Regions from separate parts of the Homo sapiens genome. Here region 2 is linked to region 1. A link is an interaction called in ENCODE POLR2A ChIA-PET data of the cell type or tissue named here. Cell type or tissue: GM12878. All regions are shown on one strand. Links, peaks and the distances in the headings refer to the core of each region. The heading gives the core; the rest is flanking DNA. Region 1 overlaps SPRED2 (sprouty related EVH1 domain containing 2). Region 2 overlaps LOC105374781 (a long non-coding RNA gene).

Evidence for each region. Peaks named below come from ENCODE experiments on the same cell type or tissue, not always from the same donor. Only the 100,000 strongest peaks of a DNase experiment are listed, where the experiment ranks them.
Region 2: POLR2A ChIA-PET joins it to region 1 with 11 read pairs; 3 of 35 experiments call an interaction of 5 or more read pairs at or near these places.

Annotation. Positions count from the first base shown.
Region 1 is chr2:65,357,916-65,360,830 of GRCh38, reverse strand. All of the region lies in intron 1 of SPRED2 (sprouty related EVH1 domain containing 2), which reads left to right. Among named protein-coding and RNA genes, the nearest start is that of SPRED2, 73 kb to the left of the region's middle. RefSeq lists enhancers at 2,622-2,771, 2,804-2,915. In GM12878, for the core only: no CTCF peak of the experiment used is centred there; a DNase peak (open chromatin) is centred at 1,260; H3K4me3 peaks cover 371 bases; H3K27ac peaks cover 1,263 bases.
Region 2 is chr2:65,515,443-65,518,357 of GRCh38, reverse strand. All of the region lies in intron 1 of LOC105374781 (a long non-coding RNA gene), which reads left to right. Among named protein-coding and RNA genes, the nearest start is that of SPRED2, 84 kb to the right of the region's middle. In GM12878, for the core only: no CTCF peak of the experiment used is centred there; a DNase peak (open chromatin) is centred at 1,387.

The DNA.
Region 1 (2,915 bases), core at 143-2,642:
AAAAACACATAACATAGCGTATATCATCTTAACCATTTGTAAGTGAACAGTACAGTAGTGTTAACTATATCCAAGTTTGTATAATAGATCTCTAGAACGTTTTCATCATCCAAAACTGAAACTCTTTCCCAATTAAACAACTCACTCCCCTCCCCAGCCCCCCGCCTCTGGCAACCACTGTTCTCCTTTTTGTTTCTAGGACTTTGACTAGTCACATTTAGATAGCTGGTGTAAGCGGAACAAATCATGCAGTATTTCTTTTTGTGACTGACGTTTCACTTAGCACAATATCCTCAAGATTCATCCATGTTATAGCATATGACAATGTTTCCTTCTTTGTTAAGGCGGAATAATTCCATTGTATGTATGGACCACAGGTGTTAAGGTTAATTCGCTATATGCGAACACACAAGAAAAAGTTAACACAAGAGCTTCCATATATGCCAGCAACTCACTGCTGGGTGTGCGGCAGTTTTCAGGGGATGGCATATCCAGGATGCTTTCAGTGACTGTGACTTTCCTGGAGAATGAAACTGTGTGAAGTTAGTCCTGAGAAGTGGCTGAAGCACACCAGTGAGTGAAATGAGCAGAGAGTTGTTCCTTTTGACCAACATTAAGTCGAGGGCCCTTCCACCTGTCAGTAAAGCTCTCTGGTGGAAGAAGTTGGCAGTAGCCACTTGGTTGTCCTGTCTTGAGCAGTGGTCTTTTGGTCTTTGTTTTTTTTTTTTTTGTTTTTTTTTTGTTTTTTTTTGTTTTTTTTTTTTTTGAGATGGAGTCTCGCTCTGTCGCCCAGGTTGGAGTGCAGTGACGCGACCTTGGCTCACTGCAACCTCCGCCTCCGGGGTTCTAGCGATTCTCCTGCCCCAGGCTCCCGAGTAGCTGGGACTACAGGCACACAGAACCACACCAGGCTGAGTTTTGTACTTTTAGTAGAGACGGAGTTTCACCATGTTTGCCAGGCTGGTCTTAAACTCCTGACCTCAGGTAATCCACCCTCCTTGGCCTCCCAAAGTGCTGGGATTACAGGCATGAGCCACCGCACCTGGCCCAATTTTTTGCATTTTTGGTAGAGACGGGGCTTCACCGTGTTAGGCAGGATGGTCTGGATCTCCTGACCTCATGATCCACCCGCCTCAGCCTCCCACAGTGCTGGGATTACAAGCGTGAGTCACTGCGCCCAGCCAGCAGTGGTCTTTAACCACCACAGACTGCATGACTTAAAGCTTGGTTGGGCTCCCTGCTGCAAACATGTTGGTGATGGCCAGGAAAGCCCAACTTCAGCAGCTTAGCCACGCAGGGTTTCAGTTATCTGTGAAAATCATGAGTCTTGAAAAAAAATGCCTTCTAGTGCCTCCACAAGCTAGTTGGCTTTGGGAGGTGGAGATAGCTCTAGTATTTCCTGGAGTTCTTTCTGAATCAAGTACTTCAAACTACACTACTCCCTTATAAATGAAAAAATATTTTAAGACTAACGTGTTAAAACTGAGGAAGCTTGGTAGCTAGTTGGCCTTTACATTATCCTTGCTGCCTAGTTCTTTTATGTCAGGAAAGTAACATGGGAAATATGTGTACTGAGTGGATGGCTCTGTCTTGTTATAACTCGGAAGGAAATTGCGCTTGTAGGACAAATCCTGTCCCTCTGTGTAGTCAACTAGTCAAGAATCCATTGCATCATGACTATATCCTATGAGCCTGACACTTGACTTAATTGCTCACCAACAGTCATTGTGACCCTAAAAGGAAAGAATTTCCCCAGTAACACTTAAGTTGGGATTTGTAAAATAACATCAGTACGGATCCTTTTAGAGCCATTCAAGATTCAGTGGTGCCACATTCTGAGGATCCCCAAAATGAAGCCTAAATCAGAAGTTTAAGAAGAATTCCTCCTCCTTACCTTTTCTCCCTCACCCCACCCCCAGATAGGAAAGCCCTTGGCCAAAACCCAGCAAGAGCTGAGAGGAACTGGCCTTTCTGGCAGTGGGGAAAGAGGCTTCTTGTCAAGGAGACTGTCAGTAAGCAGTTGAAACATTTGGGAATATTTTTCCACGTTGATTGGGCTTTCGTGGGCTGGATTGGGAACCCAGTTGCCCACCATTTTATGTTTTTTCTGTAGGGAAGATACATTCCAATTTCAAACAACTGACTTACGTTTGGACCAGAAATTATTTGTCACATTGAAGCAACTTAAACCTAAGTTGCAACTTGATGTGCACTGAGCTGCTTTAGCAGAGGTCTATAAGAAATGTCTTTCCCTATTTTTAAGCTAAATAATTGCTTTGTTACCTTTTCCTAACATTTTCTCCTTTTCACTCTGAATGTAGTAAAGATTGGGGCTGGGGAGTTCATGTTGAGTCAACTGATAAGGCAGATAGAATCAACTGTTTGGGAGAAAAAGGGTAGATCTCTCTTCTCTTCTTGGCCTGCATTTGTTCCATAAATATGTCATGGGGTTTTTCTTCCATGTGGCTAAAGAGAATCTCACATTTGTGGATGCGTAAACCCAGCTAGATGACCAGGTTGTACCTTTTATTTTCCCCCAGAGGATCTTATTAAACTTATTAAAACTCAATTTTCATCATTTTCTTGCTTTTTCAAAATACTTGGATAAACCAGTTTCACTCCTGGAAACTTCATAATTGTGTCATAACACTGGCACTGAGAGAACATATCTGTTAGTCTGTCATGGTTTCAGGTCTTTGTGGTTTCAAGTTTTTTCTCTACTCAAAGTATACTCTCAGTTGCATTTTACTGCTGAAAGTTTTCTGATCTGCTTTTGTAGGGTATTTTAGTGGCTTAAGTTTGCTAAGCCCTCTGCCACAACTACAGGACTTTAAGGCCATTTTTTTAAAACACAAAGCATGAAAAGGGATCAAAGTTGAAAGGGTCTCAAAAGTCATTTGTGGTCTCTACCCCTC
Region 2 (2,915 bases), core at 118-2,617, 160 kb before region 1:
CCAATTAGACCACAGAAGCAAGGCTCCTCTAGGTCTCTGGGTCTGCCATTTCAAGGAAGCTCCACTCCTTCACCTCCCTGTCACCTTCCAGATCCTTTCTTAAAGAAAACCAGTTCTGGGGTCCTGGAGTTGGAGCCCCTCAGGGCTGAGCTAAAAGGCAGGAAAAAAGAAGTGATGGTGCGAATAGACAGAGCACCAGGCAGTCCCTGGACCCTGAAGACCACCCTGACAACTACCATTCCCGTCATTTCCAGTTTGTCTTTTTTTTTTTTTTTTTTTTTTTTTTTTGAGATGGAGTCTCTCTCTGTTGCCCAGGCTGCAGTGCAGTGGTGAGATCTCAGCTCACTGCAACCTCCGCCTCCTGGGTTCATGCGATTCTCATGCCTCAGCCTCCCGAGTAGCTGGGATTACAGGCACCTGCCACCATGCCTGGCTAATTTTTGTAGTTTTAGTAGAGATGGGGTTTCACCATGTTGGCCAGGCTGATCTCAAACTCCCAACCTCAGGTGATTGTCCCGCCTCAGCCTCCCAAAGTGCTGGGAGTATAGGTGTGAGCCACCGCACCTGGCCAAGTTTGTCTTTTTATGACAAGACAAAAGTTTTGGGATTCAAATCCCAGCCCTGCCATGCTCTAGATCTATAGTCCTGGGAATATCACTTAGCATTTATGAACCCTAGGCCCCTCATCTGTGAAAAAAAAAACAAAAAACAAGCAAACAAACAAAACACAGTGTCTGCCTGTAGTGGCCATCCAATATTTTTCCTTACCCAGTATCCATCCCCCCACCCTTTTTTTTTTTTTTTTTTTTTTTTTTTTTTTTTTTTTGGTTTTTTGGGTTTTTTGAGGTTGTTTTTTTTTTTAAACGGAGTCTCACTCTGTCATCCAGGCTGGAGTGCAGTGGCATGATCTCAGCTCACTGCAACCTCCACCCCTCGGGTTCAAGCAATTCTCCTGCCTCAGCCTCCTGAGTAGCTAGGACTACAGATGCCTGCCACCACGCCTGGCTAATTTTTTTGTATTTTTAGTAGAGACAGGATTTCATCATATTGGTCAGGCTGGTCTCGAACTCCTGACCTCAGGTGATCTACCCGCCTTGGTCTCCCAAAGTGCTGGGATTACAGGTGTGTGCCACCGTGCCCGGCCATCCTTTTACTTATAATAGCACCCTGTTTATATTTGGTGCAACAGCTCCTCACCCACTCTTGGCCTACATGGCTCTGGTGATACAAAATCAACACCATCCCCTAACCCATAGTTAGACAGGTTGTCACATGACCACGATCTGGCCAATTGGTATCTTCTATCCTGGCCCCAGGGTGAAATGTTCAGTTATGAGTCAGACACCCCACTGGGATCACTGAGACTCAGTCCTGAGACTTATCGGCACAAGCTCCTCTCTGTCTTCTAAACTCGAAGCTGAAAATGATGTGGACCCAGTGTTGCTGCGGTCACCACACACAGAGAGGCTGCCTGAGAACGAGGCTGAGATGAGAGAGAAGAGTACCAAATACTGACGGCACACTGGGATAGCGCCAGGGACTGGTCCATGATAGAAGGGAGTAAGTTCCACTTTTTATGTAAGCCAATTTGAGGTGGGTTTTTTATCATCTGAAAACCTTTCATTATGATTTCAGTGGACTCTGAAATCATGACGCCTGAGTTTAAATTGTGGCCCCATGCTTATTAACAGTGGCACTTTGAGTAGATTACTTAATATCTCAATGACTCAGCTTCCTCATCTAATAAATGGATAATAATAGTGCCAACTTCATAAAGCTGTTGTGAGAATTAAATGAGTGAATATGCATAAAGCACTTACAATAATGCCTGGCACATAGAAAATGTAGAAAATGTGTATTGGTGTTAGCTATATATATATATATTTTTTTTTTTTGAGATTGAGTCTTGCTCTGTCATCCAGGCTGGAGTGCAATGGCGCCATCTCGGCTCACTGCAACCTCCACCGACCTCCCAGGTTCAAGCGCTTCTCCTGCCTCAGCCTCCGCAGTAGCTGGGATTACAGGCGCCCACCACCATGCCCAGCTAATTTCTGTATTATCAGTAGAGATGGTTTCACCAGGTTGACCAGGCCGGTCTCGAACTCCTGACCTCAGGTGATCTACCAGCCTCAGCCTCCCAAAGTGCTGGGATTACAGGCATGAGCCACCGCACCCGGCCCGAAGCAGGATTTTAAGCAAGGAGGTGACATCTGACTTTTGTTTCTAAAGATCACTCCAGTTTTTGTGTTGGAAGTAGACTGTGGAGCAAGGGTAGAAACGGGAAGACAAGTCAGGAAGCCCTTGCAGTATCCAGGAGAAAGATAATGCATATCTCAGCATGTTGGCTTTATTCTCTCACACCATCTTTCTCCTGATAAAGGAACTATGTCTGCTGGTGGCTTCTAGGCTCACATCCTCACAGCTTATGACCAGAGGGCAACGGGCTTCTTCTGTTTAATTCAAATTTTGAAAATAAGTAAAGTCCAGTGGAGGGTATGTACCCACTGTGCATTCCACTTGCCATACGCAGCTGGCACTCCTTGAATGCATTTTGGAAAACAAATAAGTAGCACATAAACATGAAGACTTCTACCAGGTTAATTGTGTGAGATGGATTGTAGTGCATCGTTTACAGCCTCTTGCTCATTCTACTTTATGACCAATGGCTATATGTGCAAACTTGACTAGATAAATGTCATAGGGGTGGCCAATGACCATGAGAGAAGCATACAGTCATACCCAGAGAATTGGGTTCCTACTTTTGAATATTTTATCAACATTTTTATCCAAAAGAATAAGGGCAGAATCATCAAGTAAGGCATGGAAGAGGACAGGGAGGACATAGAAAAAATAGGCAGTGTCAAAATCAGACTCTGAAAACCAGCAGCCCAATAACTGAACCTATAGACATGTAC